3 separate regions of the Homo sapiens genome follow, and regions 2 and 3 are each linked to region 1. The links are chromatin loops, found by intact Hi-C in ENCODE. Cell type or tissue: B cell. All regions are shown on one strand. Each heading gives the region's core, and the rest is flanking DNA. Links, peaks and the distances in the headings are about the cores only.

Region 1 (8,223 bases), core at 1,601-6,600:
AAATAAGGTAGCGGTTGCCTTATGGGACTAGTTATGTTTGTACCTTCAATCCACAAACATGTATTTAACTGTTCCTTTGTGATCCCTATTAGTGGTCCCAGGTATTGAAGTCATGATGGCAAATAAGCCGTGGTGTCTTCCCTTGAGGCCCTCACAATCAAGGGGAAATCCACAAAAGCAACCACAATATCATGGGGCATTTTGATAGAAGAATCTACAGCAGGCGTCTCACTCAGACTCAATTTTCAACCACCAAGTCCTGTCTCTCAAAGCTAAATTAAGTGTCAACAAGAAATAAAGATACCATAGGAATGGCAAACTAAGATTTGGTTTGCTTTTTGGGAGGGAGGTGGTAGCATTTTCAAATGTAATTCTCTTTTTTCTCCCTCATTTTTGTAGGTAGTATATTTGTCCCATTTTCATCAAATAGCAGCTACCAAAGGCACCTTTCAAAAACCTCCAGGAATAATCCTGCTCCATAACATGGAATCTGTATTGCTTTCTGATCATATTCAGGGAATCCAAATACTGGCCTCTTGCCTACAATTGATAACTTTGTCACAAAAACTTCCATAATGTTATTATTATCATTAAAGAGATAAAATAATTTCCAAAGTTAATCTGTCTGATTATTAAAATAATCTAAATAATCTAAATTGCTATAATTTTGCTTACACATTGAGATATACAATATAATTTTATGTGTATGTACATATATAAAGCTAAACTGATATATGATTGATTTTACTGATACAAAAAATGAACGAACTTCTGTAAATCTCATTACAATAAGATGACTCAGATTTATAGCTCTGCTGATAATGTTATTTAACCAATAAATGGTCTTATTCAAGGGGGATTTCACTTCACTGAATGCAATTAGTAAGGCTTCTTCTCAATTACATATTTTATCTAGTCACCTACATAAGCTAATTTCCTTGTATGAAGAAAAAGGGGAGATTATAATTCTGAGTCATATTATTCTGCCTGTTTCCTTTTGTAAAGCCAACAGAGAATTTAGTCACCTTTCTGGGGATAGCAAGGATATAACAATGTCAGCAGCAAGAATAGCAAAGCACAAAATTTTAGACACCTAATAAAACCAGAGGAATACAGATAAACTCCTTACTATGCAAAACTTATACTTCCTTGTGTCTTTTGGTCATTCAGTTTTTTTTATAACTAAATACCAAAAATTTAGTAGTGATTTGGAAAAATTTCTAGTTACCTGATTTATTAGACTACATTATTTTTCTGTCTACAACCCCATTTTTCCTCACACAAAATACCCAATATAACCCAAAATTGTCCATGATGGTTTGATGATCCTTCTACACATGTTCCTATTTTGAGAAAGCAACCCACACATCAAAACCTACTGCCACAGAATGGAAACAAGGAACGTACAATGCTCTATACAGGTAGAAACTCAGAGCATTCAGCCAGAGGTGCAAGAGAACACCATTGGCAGAATGGGAGGTTTGGGAAACCACTGTTTACAAGATGGGCCACTTTTTGTAACTGAAAACTTATCTAAGTTTAGTTAATTCTTCTAATGACTCAGATCATGCTAGGCACAAGACTTAAAAACCATACCATAAATAGGGATTTTCCCTTACTGTAGCAATATTTTGAAATGGTCTAATTAGCAAACAACTTTGGGTGAATTAACATGTTTAGGCATTTAGTACCATAGTACTTAGAAATCAGAGACCCAAGAAAGAAATGTTAAATGAGAATTTAAAATAGTTGCTTTTAATAATTAAAAGAATTTTACTTTTCACATTTCTTCTATCTGTAATTATCCTTATTTTAAATATATATATTTTTTAAAATATTTAAAAAATTATAAGGCAAGAACTGATAATACATGATTTCTAGAATAGTATCTTGTGCTGGAGTGTCCTACTAAATAAATGTGTGCCACATTCTCATAGCAAAAGCTCTAAAAGTAAAGCAGGTATTGATATAGTTTGGCTGTGTCTCCACCCAAATCTCATCTTGAATTGTAATCCCCATAATTCCCACATGTGGTGGGAGGGCCCTGGTAGGAGATAATTGAATCATGGGGACAGTTTCCCCCACGCTATTTTCGTGATAGTAAGTTCTCATGAGATCTGATGGTTTTATAAGGGCTATCCCCTTTCACTTAGCTGTCATCCTTCTCTTTCCTGCCACCATGTGAAGAAGGATGTGTTTGCTTTCCTTTCTGCCATGATTATAAGTTTCCTGAGGCCTCCCCAGCCCTGCAGAACTGTGAATCAAACCTCTTTCCTTTGTAAATAACCCAGTCTTGGGTATTTCTTCATAGCAGTGTGAGAATGGACTAATATAGGTATTGACTTCAGGTTGCATTCAATCTTTCAGCCAAACAAGATATCTGATAGTAAAATACTGCTTCAAGGTGCTAAATGGTACCCAAGTTGCCCATTTTTTATGCTCTATAGGCAGGTTCTCTTGAGAACAACTGAGAAACTTTGCCTTTAGATATCAAGGGACAAGATACCATTTTAAAATACTTTTGATTAAAAATAATAAACAATATTAAAAGGCACTGAATTTAAGGTCAGAAAACCTAGGTAGACTAAATTCACTGGATTTAAAGTCATAAGATCTTTGTGTGATAGAAATCTCTGAGCTTCAGCTTATCCATGTAGAAAATGGTAAGGATCCTCTCCCCCTCTAATTTGCAGGATATTAAACAAAAGGTGTCTGATTTGTGACTTGACTTGTCAAGCTGTGGGCTTCTATAAGACCTCCAGAGAGCTCACGGTTCAGGGAAAGGGGCAGCCTTAGAAACTACCTAGAGAAGGCACAGCCTTAGAAACTACCTAGAGAAGAAAATGGAGCATCAAGATTGTGCTTTACCCTTAGCATCTCTGCTTTCATCTTTTTTACATAATGAGCTTTAGTGTTTACCTCTCTGCTCACCAAGTTTTATTCTACTCAATGCTCAATTCGAAGGCTGCCTGTATCATGAAGATTCCCTCCATCGAAACCGAGCTTCTCCTTGTATAGAAAGACCATGTTTATTAAACTCATTTGCTATTGTATGTTACCTTGTGTTATTTTTTGCATCTTTGTTTATATAGATTTTGTTTCCCTAAGTAGCCCAAATATTTGAGAGTGGTCCTACCATTGACCTTTGAAACCCCAGCAATCAATACAGTCCCTATACATAATGTAGTGCCAATAATAATGTGCTAAGTATGTAATTTTTTTTCTACTGCTTTTAGTTTTTTGCACAACCTACCCTACGGAAAAAATTAAACACGCCCTCTTTCCCACTTCAACTAAACTTTTTGTTTTCTTTTTTCCATGTTTCCTAACGATCTTGATGAGCAATCAACAAATATACATTGAACACTCTCTCCCTGCCAGGTGTCAGGTTAAGCACTGAGGATCAAGGTCAACCAGACAGGTATAATACCAGTCTTCACTGAACTTACACTCTGGTGAAGGAAGTAGGTAAAAATTAAAAAGCGAATAAAATAATTGCAAGAATTATTAAGTGTCTTGAAAGACATAAAGGAACTACTTTCAAACAATTCATTTGTAATACAATTGGTAAAATTATGACAGGTCAGGGCAGCCCTCTGTGTAGACTATAAGATAAGCTAAATTGGAGAAAGGCAGAGGGAGTCATTACATTTGCATAAGCATACAGTTTGTATAATTTTAATCCTGTGTAGTTTCAACTTTACTATATTTTTTAATGAGCCTTGTTAACTTTAGATTTTAAGTCAAGCTATAAAATATATATAACTGAACCTTACATACCTGAGTCCCTCTACTGCTGATTTTGGGAAGAAAAAATAAACTTCCACATCTTCAGATTTCTCAGGAATCGGGCACCCCGCACCATAGCCCTTACTTGTGAGGAGTAGACTTCAAGAAGTAAGTGGGTGCATGTGAACGCGCAGGCAGACTAAAGGCTACAAAAGGGGATGAAATATGGTTTCTCAGGGTGCCAAATTTTTCATAAGGTGCAAATGACTTCAAAGGATAAAAGGGGCTAGTATTTGAAAGGGTCGGGCTGCAGAAGGGGTACAACTGATGAAGTCCCCAATTTCACTGTCTGGGGTTCACTCTTGATTCATTTATCCATTAGCATTTTGGGCTGGGAAGTCTTTGGTGTATACCAAAGGCTTTCAACTCCTGAGGCCAGGGCCCCGTCCTGCTGCCTGCAGGCCTGGCACTATGTCAGCCTATGGCAGGGGCTCAGCAAACACTTGCTGGGCCGGTGCCTCCAGCTCCACCCGAGCTGAGTCTGCTTCCCAGCCGCGCTGCCCGCTCTGCTCCCCGCACCAACTAGCCCGGGCTTGCTGCCCGCTAGGCGGACTCAGAGACCATCCTCCCCTCTCATCCACCCGCAGACAGACAACCCACCTGGAGACCCCAGCCTCTCGCGTCACCACCGCCGGATGGCCGCGGATAGCTGCCGGGAGTTTCCGTCTTGGTCTCCTTGGTTACCGCGTTACCTCGGTACCCATAGCAACCAGAAAGCTGGGTTCTGCCACTGTCCGCCGGCAGAGGGCGAAAAGGAGCCTGCGAAATGAGAGAGAATGGTGATCACAGGAAGGAAAAGGGCGGAAAAACTCAACAGGCTCTGGAAGCTTTCCGCCAGAGAGGATCTTGGAGATTATGTATGTGCTAAACCTGAGCATGTGTCATATTCCAAGCACAAGTGAGAGACTTATATGTCATATTTGATTCTTCCTCATAGCAAGCCAGCTTAAATCTAAAAAAATTAAGGCACAAAAAATTTGACTATCTTAATCCAAAATTACAAAGCTAGCAAATGGCAGACCTACAAATTAATTCAAGGAGTTTAGTCTCAGAACTCCCACATTTATGCTATGTTTAAATGATTTATCAATGGCTACCATAGGCAAAGTCAATAGAGATTCCAGGTCTCTTCAAAAGTCCAGAACTCTCTTTTCTTTGTACCGAATACATGACCCGTGGAGTCTAATGGGTATAAAACAAAAAGCAAAAGCAAATATATGCACACACACACACACACACACACACACACACACACACACAGTTAACCCACAATTCTCAACTCAACTCTTCCGAACAAAGCTGCACCTGTAGTGAATTTATCTTTGGCTTCCTAAATATGCTGTTTTTTATCTCCCTTTTTAAATACTGCAAGTAGGATGTGTGGTTGGTACTGCACTGTATAGGCTTCTATGCTTAACCACATTGCATCTGTCTCGGTACCAGACTAACAATCCTAACTATTACAGTTAATGTACTAATCTTTACACCATTACTTTTGACATTACTATGCCTGCCAATACCCATTTAAAAAAAAATAATGATTTCACTTGGCATATTCAATTATATAAGATTACAACCACTATGGATAAGAGAAGACAATGGTAGTCTTCTGGTTATAAGTCTGGATTTTGGAGTCAGGCAGATTCAAGATTGAGTGCCAGTACTGCCACAACTTACCTGCTGTGTGACCATGAGCAAGTAACAATGCTCAGTCTAACTGCTTAAATGAGATAACAGTACAGTTAGTCCATACGTAATGTAGTATGGAAGAGTAAATGAAACAATAAATATTAAGTATTTAGCTCTAAGCCAGGCCCATATTGAGTGCTTAATAAACAGTAAGAAACAGTGGTGCTGGTGTGGCTATGATGGTTGCTATTAACGTGTTCATGGTATAACTTTACCACGTCCTTCCTTTAACTTTAATACAAGAACTAGTTTCAGGTGGATGTGCGATACTACTGGTTTTCTTGCACAGACTATTTCCCATACAGGCGCGCTCTTCAAATTACCAAAGATATTTTCAGCTTTCGTCCATTTACTGATCTATTCATTTATTTATTTATTCCACAAATATTTATTGAAAGTCCATTTCCTAGATCCCAAAAATACTGGAGTGAAGAAATCGTCAAAGCCCCTCCTATTTTCAAATATATTTTAACAGGAGCAGAAAGGCAATAAACAAGTATAAATGCATGTCAGCTGCTATGAAGAAAACTAAAGCCAAATAAAGAAATAGAAACTAATTGAGTTCTGTTTTAGGGTAGATGGCCAGGGAAGTATCTGAATGCAAGGAAAGAGAAAGACATGGGCCACTAGAGGAAGAAACAGTCCAGAGAGAACAGTAAACACATGTCAATTATGTCCCAGTAAAGATTATTTTGCAAATAACTTCTCCTCACTTCTACAAAGGACTTTTACTCCAAAAAATGATTCTTACAATGCATTTACTTACACAATAGTAAAATTAAACTCATAAAAATAATGTATAAAGTATTCTTGCACTTTTTGAAAGCATTAAAAGAACATTATCTTATATTTAGAAAAATAGCTTATGCACAGTTATGAAAAGGCAAAGCAGAGACAAAAACTAAGCCTATGCTAAGTCACATAGTAAAATAAAAAGTATGAAGTGCTTGTCTTTCAGAATGATGATTAGTGACAAAATGAAATGAAACATGTCAAAACAATTACAGCTCTAGAGAGATGATATTCTCTCCACTGAAGTAAAATGCGTTTAACTGGCACACCAGCAATGCCGCACACAGTTTACCACAACTATATCAAGAGCACAGTATTCCTGAGGGTTTTTCCAAACTCATGCTTCTTTGTGCCACAGTGGAGACAAGGTTTGAATACAAGTTTTCTGAACTGGAGATATTCAATTTAAAGAGATAAAAATTACCGGCAATGCAGAAATTAAGAGCACAGATTTACATGACTCATTTTACTAAGCTTGAAATAAGGGTCAGGGACTGTAAACAAGCATTATCCAAAACTTAGAAATAAGGTAAAGCCAAAAACAGCATGTCTTTTCAATGCCATACTAGAATACTGTTTAAGATAATCTGAGCATTACATGATTTTCTAAAAAAAAGTGTTGCTTTTCTTATCATTAACTATTGATAAAGTCTCTGTGTAATGTTGTATGTTTATTTGAAGATTTTTTCACCTGCATTTTTCATATCATTTGTATCTGGATATGTAAATAATGTCTTTCCTTTAAATAAAATAATTTCAAAGCTAATGGTTTTATTGCACTATACAACTTTAACCAGTTTTGTATCTAACCTAGAAATCTCATACTAATATTTTATCTCAATTCCTATATACAGTCAGCTACCAAATTTTCTTTGAACCAGCTTTACCATTCTAATAATTCCGTCCTTAATGAATTAAACTGTATCACATGTATATTCTCTACTTAAAGAATATCTTGTTTTTAAGTATTGCAATTATATTTTGATAATACCAAACCTTTGGAAGAAAATGGGACAAATATCATATCTGCAGCTTTCCAGAAGTATTCTCTCAATTTCCATTTGCTCTTTGGCCCTTCAGATTCTTTTATAGGCAAAAGTTTGTGGGCATTTCAAGGTAGCAAAACCAAATTCCTACCATCTCCTTTTTTACAAGCCCTGAAATGTGGTTTTACTTTTACATGAAGCATCTACTTTCTTTATGCCTTGGTAAATGCTAAATATAACATCCTATTACATATGTATGGGGTTTTTCAACTTGTCAAGAAAACTGAGCTTTAGAGACAACATAAAATTACAAAAAATCCTTAGCAAAAACCAAATTAGTATGATATAAATATATTTAAATGCATCCGAATGGCTAAACTTGAGGAAGAATAAAAAGAAACTTAGAGTTAAGAGGTGACATTGGCCTTTTATAATTTTTCTCGGCTTTGTAATTTCTGCCTATCATCCATGACACAGAATTTCTAAGCAAATAAATTTTCATAACACAAGGCAATTATTACTGATGCTTCACAAATGGAGGAGAATCATCAGGGCCTATGATAAATTTTCGATTCCTGCAATGTGCAGTGTCTTCCAAATTGAAAAATAAATGTATAGCCTTGTTGAATGAGCATAGTTAAATTTAATCAACATTTATTCAACACCTGTTCTATTCCAGGCACGGCCCTAAGATAGGTACAAAGGTGAACAAAGACACCGTCTCTGTCCTTGAGTAATTCAAGTGAGAGTTTGCAACTAATTAATATGTAATGTATTAAGTACTACGTTCAAAAAGAATGGGAGCATTACATGTTTGTGGCATGGGCAGAATTTCTAGTTGGTTCAAACATAGTATATGTGGCAAAAAGATAAGAATGAAAAGTTGTGCTAGGAGCACATTAAAAAGCACTTTGAATGTTACCCTATTCACAATGGAAACTGTGAAATTTTCTTTTCTTCTCTCCTC
Region 2 (6,418 bases), core at 1,419-6,418, 670 kb after region 1:
ACAGTTGGGATCACAGCCAAAAATAATTTTCCCCTTAATTTTTAAGAAGTTAGCATGAGAGATGGAAAGGGAAAAAATGTGGGAAAATTCCCAGGGACACATATTACTGTGGAAACAAGGTAAAGCTAATGGCAAAATTATCCCTCCCTGGGTATTATGGATTTCCTCTTTCGATCTGATGTTTTCCCAGCAATGCATTTAATTTTCCTTCTTTGGTATTTCAGCCTTTCTGGTAACTCAGTTTAAAAGAGAGAGAGTAAATGAGACTTTTCCCTTTGGGAATAGTAATCAACTGTTTAGAGAATTGACTTTTATTTACCTTATTTCCGATTATAATCCTACAATGTAATCATGATCTAGATAAACACTACAGTCTCCAAGTGCTTAATGTGAAAGCATGGTTTGCTTTAATTCATTTACTGCTCTCTTGATAATAAGAAAAGATTCCGGTTTCAATAAAAAGTGCATGCCCTACTGATATCAGAGGGAAAGACAATAGCAAACAGAAAGCGAGGGGGAGGCACGGTGGGGTGGAGATGCCGGCATGATCTGCATCCTGCGAGAAGGGCATAACTGCATGCTGCCCGTCTCTTCCAGCTTGACAGAAACAATGATCCTCTTCCTGACACAGAATAATGAGTTTTACTCAAGGACCAAGGAAGCAGAATCTTTAAATAATAATTTGTGTTCCTGTGGTAAGTAAAAGGACATTTATTAAATATTAGTAACAAGAAGGAAGCATTTTAATAGTTCTACAGCCTCCAATCTGTGTAAGATAAAAGAAAATGTCTAAGGAAAACCACTGTGAGAAAGTAAATGAACATAAAACCCTAATGGATAGAGAGAAGAAGAAAATTAAAAATGAGGTAACCGAGAGCCTGATTTGCAAGAAAATGTGTAATAATTAAAATGTTCTATGTAATCGAGTGATAAATACGACAAGCCATTACAACTATATATAATTTTTAGCCAAATAAGATTTTAAAATGCCATATTACAATACAAATCAACTTCTGTAAACTTTCTTTAATCACTTTAAAGGCCATTAGTCAGTTCAAGTATTAGTTAATCCTTTCTTTTATTCATAAATAACAACTTTAGATTACTCACTTTCAACATCTGATGTTGGACATTCAGTGCACTGTATCTGCTATTGGAATCTTGCTGTAAATCAAAAAAAAAAAAGAAAACACAAAGATAAATATGGCTCTCTTGTTAAATACAGCTTAAAGCACTTTAAAATATAACTTTATTTATTTCACTTGTGTACAGTAAAATGAATTCTACATTTGAACCAAGATGTCGCTGGAGCCATCGATTTAACACAGAAATGAAGTTTTAACATTCCCCTTAGTTTGCTAGATTTTAGAGTAAAAAAGCAGGATATGAAATCATAAAACAGTAGCTTGAAAGAGCCCTTAGAGATGATTTCCTTCCACTTTCATATTCAGAAGAACTGGAGCCCAGACATACGAACTTGTCCTGAGACACAGAGTCACCGCGCAGGGCTAATATATGCGCTGGGTGCTTGAGGTAAGAGGGAAGAAGAAATAAACCGATGAGGAGCGGGCCTCACAAGCTGAGCATGGCTTAAAGGGGGAAGAGAAAAGGCACTTTCTTTCCCTGAACTTCAGCGGGTAAGAAATTCTATATACATGATTTTACCCCAGTGAGGCTCTATTTTGCAGAGTGAGAAACTGAGTAAAGATTAGGAACCTGCCAAGAGCAAATATTTCATTAAGTAGCAGAGCCAGGATTGAAACTTGAGCCTAAGTCTCTGGCTGAACTGCGTGTCCTGAGCTCCAGGTTCCAGGGGTATATCTTTGTGTTCCTGTGGGGTATCTTCACATATGGACCCAATAGTCCCGGGCAGCCATAACCAGTCAGTATGCAAAACACACCTGATTCTTTTCCCTCTCTATGCTATGTTGTTTATGTTTAGGTACCATATCCCTCACTTTACCCTGCCAGCACAAGTATACACTCATGCATTTTTTTTCATATTTTTATTAAAAACTTCTAAAATGAACTGCATTTTTGCTTCCTCACTTTACTGCTTTAATTTGTAAGGAAATTACAAGTGCACACAGCTTTGGTTAGTGCTGTTAAAAGCAAGCAAGAGTTGAAAGCTGATGGCCTCCTGGGCTATCCAAAGAAGTGACTCTTCTCAGTTTTTTTATTTTGAGATAGGGTCTGCCCTGTTGTCCAGGCTGGAGTAGAGTGGTGGGATCATAGCTCATTGAAGCTTTAAACTCCTAGGCTCAAGTGATCTTCTGCCTCAGCTCTCAAGTAGCTGGGAATAGAGGCATGTGTACCATCACGCCCAGCTAATATTTTGTACTTTGAAGTCTTGCTATTTTGCACGGGCTGGTCTCAAACTCCTGGCCTCAGGCAATCCTCCTGCCTCAGCCTCCCAAAGTTTTGGGATTACAGATGTGAGCCAACTCACTTGGCTTCTTCTTAGTTTTAATACCCCAAAATATCAATGTTTTTCAATTAATGCTTATATACTTTTCTTAGAGTAAGAAAAGAGTAGCTTTTATCCAGTTAATTTGGACTTTAAAATATTTTTATTTATTTATTTATTTAATTTTTATTTTTTTATTGATCATTCTTGGGTGTTTCTCGCAGAGGGGGATTTGGCAGGGTCATAGGACAATAGTGGAGGGAAGGTCAGCAGATAAACAAGTGAACAAAGGTCTCTGGTTTTCCTAGGCAGAGGACCCTGCGGCCTTCCGCAGTGTCTGTGTCCCTGGGTACTTGAGATTAGGGAGTGGTGATGACTCTTAACGAGCATGCTGCCTTCAAGTAAAATATTTTTAAATGCCAGTATCATTCATCCCTTCACCCATTCCACAAATGTTCTTAAATGAAAACTCTAGGCCAGGTCCTGTGTTGCATGTTACACATGTGAAGGCAAACCAAAATAAATCTTACATTCTATAAAAAAGAGAGACTGCAAACAAATAAATGAAATAATCTTCTTTTTATAGTTGAACATTAAGGTTATTCCCAGTTTATCCCTATTATCAACAATGTGATAAGTAAAGGTAAGTTTAAAGTCTTCCTCTTAGAATTTTTTGGCAGCCAAAAAAAAAAAAAGGGGGTGTCAGTCCTATAATCCCAGGGATCAAAAAGTAAAAGAGTTCGCAACTGTATTTCTCTCTCTTTCAAGTTTTATGAAAACAAATTAAGGAAAACAAACAACCACAACAAAAAAAACAAAACTTACCCTTCCTTTATTTAATGTTTCTTGTGCTTCTAACTTATAAACAAGAAAATCTAGAAAATACAAGATGGAAAAAAACAGTGATAATTCACTACACAGATTTTAAACATCTAAAGAAATAAAGGCAAACTTCACTCATGCTTACAAAAGTGTTTTAGGTTTAAAACAATCTACTTGGTGATTTACATACTTTATTTTGGCTCTCATTGCTTTAGAAAGAATTGGAAAAAACATACAGCTTCCTCTTTACCTTACAGCTGTAAATCTTGCATCCACAAAATCCAAATTATAGCCAATTGATTAAAAGTGCTTTTAGAATATCTCTGATTAACTCTCCTTGAAATTTAGGAGGGAAAAAATGGAGCACATCTGAAGACAAAGGTGATTTATTGCTATCCACTAGATGGCACACTAAAATCATTCAGTTCCTGAAAACAGAAATCAAGCCAGCCAAGCCATCTTTAATGCTTTGAAAACCTTATTATCCACTAGATGGCTCTATAAAATCACTCTGCATTTGAAGGCAAGGAGACTCCAAATCTTATCAAAGCATTTAATGATGCTGAACTTCTATTCTTCACACAGGCTCAATCCAAGGGTCAGTAAAACATCCTAACCAATACTGCCCCTCCTCTGCTATCCTCTTCCTTCCTACCAAGGTAGGCAGACAGAACACGTAATTTAAATTTCAAGATTTATCATAAAACATGAATAAATAAATATCAGAATGCAGATAACTTCAAATCATCAGCTGTATAAGGCCTGTGTTTTATGGAAAAATTCTGATAAAAATTGACAGCATTGCCCAGTGGCTGTCCTAAATGTAAACTTTCAAACTGAATCAACTGATGTGTCAATAAAAACTTTCACAAGGTAAAAACAGGTGCATAACTTAAAATATAATGGACAATGGGATCAATTCATTACGGTATAAATATATATGTATGTGTATAAAATTTGTCATATTCTGGACAATGCATCCTGTTACTTCCCCCCCAACCCCAGCCCCCTCAATATCTGTGGACAGAAGTTCCAGGTGTAAGTAATATACCCGTTTAATATGCAGATGAAAAATTATATGTTATTCCTGAAATAATAAGTGTAACCAATATATGAGCTATCACAAGGTGGCATAAACTGAATACAGTATTCTAAATCCAATCTTGTATAGGGATTATTGCACAATGCATAATATATTACTTGACATGTCTTTCTCTGTCCACCTATCTGACTTTGGGTTGATTTGAGAACGATCTTAGCCAAAAAAAAATTGTAAACCAAGTATATGATACGTCAAAGAAGAGTACTGGAAAAACACAGAACACAAATTATGTATTTACTTACCTTCCTTTGCTTTTTTATGTTCAAGTCTTTCTTTTTGCAAGGATTTCTCTAATCTTGATCTGTGTTCATATACAACTGGAAAAAAAGTTAACATTTTTGTCTTCAAAGAATTAGAAATTTAAAACTAAAATTAACATCAATTTTTAAAACAGGAAGAAAACAGTGTAGAGTCTTTACACAATTTAAATAAAAACATATGTGTTTTAAGTTCCCCTTTCCAGGTAAAGAACAGACATACTAATAGGCATTATTCTGGGCTGGCTCCCATCCAGCCTGCCCTTTTCTAAAGCCAGTACTCTGAATGATGCTTCCACCTTCTTTGCCAGCTCCATTTCCTTCTAGGCCTCTTAAATGCAAGTGTCTTTTTGAGATCTTTTTCCTCCTGTCTTCCTGGGCAACCTTGCTCAATCTCCTGACTTTTAACCATCATCTGCAAAGCAGTTACCCCCACATCTACACTTCCACCTCTGGCTTCTCTCTGACTCTAGAAGGGTATTTTCTCCTAAATATTCCATAAGTACTACAAAGTCAACATGATCTGCATCTGAATTAAGGCTGCCTGGATCCATAAGGAGACCTCAGCAGCATACCACTGGAATGAAAGAGGAGGTGTATCTCCTCCCTCCTCCCACGTCAAGGAAAACAGACTAGAGAAGCACAGAAATAGAGAAGGAAGGGACTCTCCAAAGAATTTATAAAAGGGTCCACAAAAGAACTAGTCAGGTTCACCATCAGCCACAGCCAGAAGAAACCAGCGGCAAACCGATGTTCGGTTCTGTAAGACCTTTCTGCCCTTTATCCTCCCTCCCCACCCAGTCTACTCTGAAGAATCCAGAGTCGCCTGGTGAGCAGGGGAGGAAGAGCAGACATGTCTGGCAGACAACAAGGGAGAAGAGGCATACCACAACACTCCTTCCCACTGCAGGCTCCACACCTACAGCAAGCAGAAGCTGGACAGGAGGGAGAAGCCTTACCTTTGAATTAACTGTCCTGGACTAGACCAGACATAACAATTAATGAACCAAGACTGTGTGTTTATGAATACAAGTTTTGAACTATTTTTTGCTTTTAATCTGAGAGAAGTTAGTGAAGCAAACAAGTTTGTCTAAGATTTCATCCAGGAACAGAAAACTCAGCTCCACAAAATGGTTTGAATAGGCACCGAGGGAGAGAACAGAGTAAATTAAAATTCTGATCTACCCTTTGAATCCTGTTTGTTCAGCATTATGGTCAAATATGATCTCATTCTTGGCAGGCTAAGCCAAACGTGTTACTCCATTCTTTGGCCAGTCACAAGCTCCCCGTGACTACATACAATTTAAGCATCAATCACTGGTTGACCATATACAATTCACAGAACAGCCCCAACACTACTGGCTGCTGCCAAAGTCATCAGGGTCCCAGAAAACTCCCTTTCCCCATCCCTGCAGCAATCCCTTGCTGCTTAAGGGATTCCCTGCCTCTCTTCTTGCCCTTTCTCCATTGTTATGATGGCCAACAACCACCATTGTCCTCTTTTCAGGTTGGCCATCATCTCCTGCGTTCTATAGCTTCTCCCCACACTGTGTCTTTTCTTGTCATCCCATATAAAACTTCCATTCTCAGGACTCCATCTACTATCACGATAGACCCTACCTCTATTCACACCTCTGCTAACATCTCCGTCTCTAACTCCTAGAATGCCTGTGACCACTCAAATTTGTATGGTGTGGTCCTCTGATGACATGCATACCCCAATCTCAACTTTTCCCTCATCCGTAGGCAGTCATTGCAATAATCCCTGCCCCATCCCCTTCCTCTACCAGGGTTCCTTTTCCATTCACCAGATGATCCTTTCCCCCTGCA
Region 3 (6,418 bases), core at 1,419-6,418, 310 kb after region 1:
TTGTGTTGAATATTTTCGATCCCCAGTTGGTTGAATCCAGGGATGTGGAATCCACATATGCACAACCCATGGATACAGAGGGCCAACTGTACATACTTGACTTTTCTAGTTCTGTCTGCTGAATAGCCTAGAAACAGACATCCAGTAGCAATGAGTATACCCAGCATCCAGATCTAGGTATCTAATATTCCCTAGGGTTCTATGGAGAAATTGCTGACTCTAAATCCTGGAATATCTTTTATATAACCTATGAAGTGCTTCAAACAAACGACAGAGGATATCACAAGGACATGGGAGCCAGCTCAATAGTTTCTACTGACCAAATCTAAGGCAACTTGAGCATCAAAGTAAGTATGGTAAAATTAATTTTAAAAAAAACATTAAAAAGCATGAGTTTATAACAATAACAGATGTAAAAATGAGATGGATATAGATGGATGAATGAATGGATGGATCAGGGGAGAAAGGAGGGCTCCTGCTTACAATAAAATATTAATTGCCAACTGGTACATGTGGAAAGAATGCTGAAGTTGAAGACTGAATAATCAAGAATCATCAATGCATGCTAAATCCTGGATGAAAATGTTGTTAGCATGGACTTAAGAGAGTCTCCCACAGGTTGCTTATTAATCGCAATGTAAAACACAGTAACTATACATTGGAGAAACTGAACACTACCTTGATCAGGTGATCAAAATTAGCATCACCAATAAGACAGACATTGTGTGCCCCCAATATCATACCATGATGACATAGTACCATCAACAGAGTGTTCTCGCCAAGAATGCATACCTTAAATCCGATTCAATGCTATAAACGACCAAGGTGGCCATGGAAATGATCCACAGTAAAGGAGACTTAAGGAAGGACAAATGAAAAAGCAAACAATAAAATGAAGAGGGTAAAATCTGAATAATAGTTGAATTTTAAAGGACATACAGATGTTCTTTGCACTATTCTTATGCTTGCAAATTTTCTGTAAATTTGAAATTATTTCCATATAAAACGTTTAAATCAATTAAGACAGCTCAATAACAAGTTCTCAACCTGTTTTGCCTGATTAGGCTTTTAAAAGTCATTTTAAAAAAACTGACTCTACATTTTTTACAAGTGTGGAAAGACAGTATTTTAAACATCTAAAACAGCAATAATCTCCATGATCCTTTAAAATGAGTACAGTTAGATTTATGAAAAAACAATCACATTGCTCTAATTTCTCTCATTTTCCTGTGGACCAGGGAGAGGTTTCTCAAATTGGTGTTTGGGAACTAATATCCCAAACAAGACGTATTTTCAGTAATAGAGGGAGTACAGTTCAGTGGAAAGAACATGGAATCTGGACACAAATTTAAACTGAGGCCCTAGCAGTTACCAGCTGTGTACCCTAAGCTCTGTCAGTTTCCTCAATTGTAAGATAGCTAAATCATAGGACTGTTAAGAGAATTATGTAAACGTAACTAGTGCTTGACACAGAGAAGGTGCTCAACAAATTTGTTTTCCTCCTCTTCCTTTCCTCTGAAGCCACTTTTCTGTTCTCTGGAAATGAATCTAACTGGGGCCACTCTGGCCTTCTTTTAACACAAACTCAGCCCTGTTGGAAGGATCACATAAGAAACTAAAGTACTCTAAGAATAAGCCTCCTTTGTGGAGGAATATTTCATGAAAACAGAAGCCAGAGATAATGGATAGTAGAATAATATGGAAGGCTTATAAAAACAGGTGATTTGAGGCATGTCTGGTAACTTGAGTTCTTTTAAAGGAGGGTAAAGACAGCAGAAGGAGTGATGATGTTAGATAATGTTAGAAATGATGTTTAAAAAGTCTGCTGCAAATAAAACAGTGTCTTTTTTCTTCATATATCCACAAGTCTATTCGGCAAATGATCACCCATCTACCTCCAAGAGTGAATGATAGTTTATGCCAAAAATAAATAAAGATCAGCATTCTATTTGTCTTACTGGCTACATATCTTTGAAGAAAAAAAAAAATCAGGTCAGTAAAATGTTCATTAATTAAGAGATTTCATCCAATTTTCATCTAATTGCCTATTTTTTTTTGCTCCTTTCAACATATTTTCATTTACATTTAACAGGATGTTCTACTTTTATGGTGCCAATGATAATTCTTTAAAAATCTGTTTTTTAAAATGGAGAAAAAATAAAATAACTTGAGTTGCATAACAGCAAAAAAATATACTGTCAACAGAAACTTAGTTTAACGTCTAAAATCTTTATAAAAGATAAGCAAATTCTGATTTTTTCCCTTTATTTTATAATTGAAAAATGAAACCACTTAACATGAACACTTGATACATAATTTCCTTAAAACTTCTCTATGGTGAAATAAAACTGTACCTAGTTGAAGAGTGTATATAATATTAACACTCATGACAATTTCAATCCAACCGTTGATATAGCTTCAAATTACTATTAATTGTGGCTATTTTTTGGGAAAAAATTGTGCAAAGCTTATGAGGGCCCAGTATACGAAAGGCTTAATTTTTAAGAGTCAAATCTACATTTGTCACAAGAGTTCAAAAAGTGGCATTATAGTGCAAAAACACTAGAAAATGCTATCTCTTACTCATAAGTCGTTTAAAACAGGTTGGAAATCATATAAAAATACTCAGTACCTTATAAGTAATTAACAAAAATATTTCCATTGACTACTCTGTGTCCAAAGTGATTAAGGACAAAAATAGAAATTCTTGCTTTATTATTTGATAAACTGCTGATAAGCTCCCATTAGAAGTTTTTTAGACATTACACCAAGTTGTCTTGGTCTTCTGTTCATATATATATATATATATATATATATACACACATATATATATGCATTTTTTCAAGTAAAGAAATGTTTAACAGATGTAAACTATTTATTGAATATTTGCCACCAAATATTGTTAAATACATTATCTTGCAGCATATCGCTTTCAAGTTAAAATGTCAGAAACAAACACCAATATTTACAATTCTTTTAAGGAATGTTATATAATGACACATTAAGGCGTAAATTCTTTTGGCTTATAATTCTTAAAAGAATGATAATAGCAAAAGTGATGCAAAATCTTCAGTGTGAGATTATGATTAAGCTACATTTTACAAAAATATGGTGTAAGATGGCAATAATCCCATTCAACATCCTGGATTAGATCCCTTCAGGAGGGACTGATAATTTATACAGTCAAACTTTAAAATTTACAGATAAAGGCAGTTCAATACTGCCACTGAGAAGTACATCTCTTAACATATACAACTTTCAGGCCACAGTTTTGAAGGTCTGAAGTATTAAGTTGGTTTGATGAATTAGTCGGTTGGCACTTACGAACACATTTATTGCCCTGTTTAAAAAGAAAAGAATAAGCATTAATTTCATCCAAAAAATTCACCCTTTTAAGATTTATACTATTAACAGTAGCAATGGAATCAATTTTAGAAAAAAAAAAAAGACAAGTTAGTATTATTAAAACTTTTATTCCAATTTAGGATATAATAGTCTTGCATCATTTTAAACTATCTAGTAATTACTGCCCCCTGGTGGTTCTGACTGGTAATAAAATGTTGGAGGACTGCTAATGATAGTGCCTCAACAACCCAGTTCATTTATAGGTGGAACAAGTTAACTGGCCAAAAGGAGGATTCAGATGTGGTCTCCAGCTGTGGTTTCATAGAAGTTAACAAGTAAAATCCAGCAAAGTATCATAATCTCAAAATTTGTAATTAATGGGCATAATACTCAAGAAAAATCTAATTACTTCCAATCTGATTCATCCCAATCTCTTTATCTCCTTAAAAAAAGGTAGAAATTCTAAGCTACAAACTACTACAAACTACTTTTACTATAAACATACTTTTAAAACAAAATAATCATGCAGTTTCAAAATCTGGGAGCTGACAACATATAAAAATATATTCTTTAAAACTGGCTTTGAGCCCCACCACATTCTCCTAATGGCTCATCTTCATGCAGCTGGGATTCAGAGATGATGCCCTAGTCCCACTGTGTGGCCTCAACAGTTTCCTAGTATCATATCTAGCATGCACCCGCATCCTAGACATTTCTCAAAAGAGAAGGCCCAGGGACTGGACCTGGTGGCTCGCACCTGTAATCCCAGCACTTTGGGAGGCCAAGGTGGGCGGATCATGAGGTCTCTTGGAGTGTGAGACCAGCCTGGCCAACATGGTGAAACCTTGTCTCTACTAAAAATACAAAAATTAGCCGGGCATGGTGGCATGTGTCTATAATCCCAGCTCGGGAGGCTGAGGCAGGAGAATTGCTTGAACCCAGGAGCTGGAGGTCGCAGTGAGCCCAGATCCAGCCTGGGCAACATAGCAAGACTCTGTCTCCAAAAAAAAAAAAAAAAAAAAAAAAGAGAAGGGCCAGGAAGAAATAGCTGAATCAATGCAAATCCATCCCCCTACTGAAAGATGGCCTAAAGATCAGGTTCTATCAATAATTTTCTGTTTTGAGGAAACAGGTATAAAACTCAAGCACATTATTGATACACAAAGAACTGGAATTTTAAAAAGCTGCTGAATGGAGAGAAAGTAGTAGCAACGACACTGAATCCATATGCAGAGTAAATAATTTCAATTAATTAATGAAAATTAGTCTCTAAATTAATGTCTACCTTTCATTGTGCTTATTCCATAATAGTAATTTAAAATCAGAAATAATAATCCCATCATGTAAATTATTATTTTAATGTGTTTTTGGTTATTTGAGCTTAGCATAAATCAAATAAAAGTTTATTTTCAAAACACAAATGCCAGCTTATTAAACTAAGTCATCAAGGAGCATTTCCCTTAGACAAACCTGTGTATGGAACACCACCACAAAACAAGTAATAAAATTTAGCTCGATATCTCTAATTCATAATATAAATGTAAATACTTCAACCTGTTTGAACTGTTAAAAATGACTCTGAAAATTAACATAATTCTATCTAATGTATTTTTATCATTTTTAAATATTACTACAATAATACTGTAATGATGTGACATGAATATAGAGATCTTAAAACCTGAATAGCAGGATGGAATGATTGAGGTCTCTATTTACTTTTCTGACTTTAAGCACTGTTAAAAAATAATCTTGTTCAAAAAATTCTCACATTTGACTTGAAGTGCAAATAACTACCTATACGGCCAGACTTTCCATCAGTTTATACATTATACGTATGCATGTATGTATGTTAAAATATATAAAATCTCTTGGTTTTCTATAGTGCATCACAACCAATTATATATAAATTAAAAAATAATGTCCAATTTACATTTTAGTATATTTCCTATTTTATAGAATGATGCTGTGAAAGCCTCTTTCCAGGAGAGTGGGTCAAAACCCTTACAGCACTTTAAAAACATCTGGGGCACTTTTACAAAATATCTAAACCCTGACTCCACTCCCAGCCAACTGAATCAGAATCTCTGCAGGTGGGGCCTAGGCAGTGGGAATTTTTTAAAAACTGTCCTCAAGTGACTCTAATGCACAGAAAGGATTGACAACTATTGCTTTAACTTTAGTGCAGTAGTTCTCAATAGACCTGTAATGTATCACCTGAAAATTTCTAAGAAATGCAAATTCTTAGGCTCCATCCTAGACCTACGAAATCAGAAATTCTAGAAGTGGGACCCTCGAGCAATTTGCAATTTGACTGTAACAAGTCCTCCAGATGACTCTGATGCCACTAAAGTTTGAGAACCACTGTTTCAGGAGTGTATAAAGTAGGCCAATGAACTAAAATTGCTTTTACATTTTTAAATGGTTAAAAAACAAAAGAAGAATATTATATGACAGGTAAAAATTATTTCAAGATACTGAAATTTGAATTTTGTATAAAGTTTTATTAAAACACAGTCACACCCCCTTGTTTGTACATTGTCTATGGCTTGTTTCTGTACTACAACAGCAGAGATGGGTGGATAACGGCAACAGGCCCACCAAATCTAACATATTTACTACCTGGCTCTTTTCAGAAAGCGTCTGATAACTCCTGTTCTAGAAAGGAGTTATGGCTAGATTAGCAACCATTCATTTTCTATTGTTAATGGTCTGCCTTCATTATCAGTTGCCTGGAGTACTAATAATAAAATAAAAGGGCTTAATTTATGTGGTTTTCATATCATATAAAACCACATAATCTATTTAATTTTAAAAGTAAAGGATAAATTACAGTACTTACTTGCCATCTTTAAAATACGTTTTCAGAGTATCACTGAAACTTTTGGAGTACTTTACAAATTCTTTCTTTTGGTGTTCAAGTGCCTACAGTCACAAAATATAATAAGAAATAAAGTACTAAATAAGAGAAATAATCACAAAAGCCAAAGGCAAGGACAAGAGATTACACAGGATATGGGATGCACTTTATATGAATATTACTAATAAGCAATTGTGGAGTACTCACTTTTAAATA

The links. Hi-C counts contacts between places; a loop is a spot of excess contacts. Peaks named below come from ENCODE experiments on the same cell type or tissue, not always from the same donor. Only the 100,000 strongest peaks of a DNase experiment are listed, where the experiment ranks them.
Region 2: it touches region 1 in a loop (7-fold over the local background); 7 of 110 quality-filtered maps call a loop at or near these places.
Region 3: a loop joins it to region 1, with 17 times the contacts of the local background. A loop is called at or near these places in 36 of 110 quality-filtered maps.

What each region holds. Positions count from the first base shown.
Region 1 is chr3:167,375,858-167,384,080 of GRCh38, forward strand. ZBBX (zinc finger B-box domain containing) reads right to left here and starts at 4,440. Exons shown (of 22, transcript NM_001199201.2): 1 at 4,390-4,440; 2 at 3,781-3,935. In B cell, for the core only: CTCF peaks have their summits at 4,535 (motif pointing right) and 4,737; a DNase peak (open chromatin) is centred at 4,474; H3K4me3 peaks cover 533 bases; H3K27ac peaks cover 506 bases; H3K27me3 peaks cover 274 bases.
Region 2 is chr3:168,043,718-168,050,135 of GRCh38, forward strand. It overlaps GOLIM4 (golgi integral membrane protein 4), which reads right to left. Exons shown (of 16, transcript NM_014498.5): 2 at 4,574-4,648; 3 at 3,233-3,282; 4 at 1,111-1,164. Among named protein-coding and RNA genes, the nearest start is that of GOLIM4, 49 kb to the right of the region's middle. In B cell, for the core only: CTCF peaks have their summits at 3,662 (motif pointing right) and 3,863; a DNase peak (open chromatin) is centred at 3,674.
Region 3 is chr3:167,681,050-167,687,467 of GRCh38, forward strand. PDCD10 (programmed cell death 10) reads right to left here. Exons shown (of 9, transcript NM_007217.4): 8 at 6,185-6,267; 9 at 2,249-3,340. The coding sequence ends at 3,259. Among named protein-coding and RNA genes, the nearest start is that of WDR49, 30 kb to the left of the region's middle. In B cell, for the core only: CTCF peaks have their summits at 3,503 (motif pointing left) and 3,704; a DNase peak (open chromatin) is centred at 3,552; H3K27ac peaks cover 440 bases.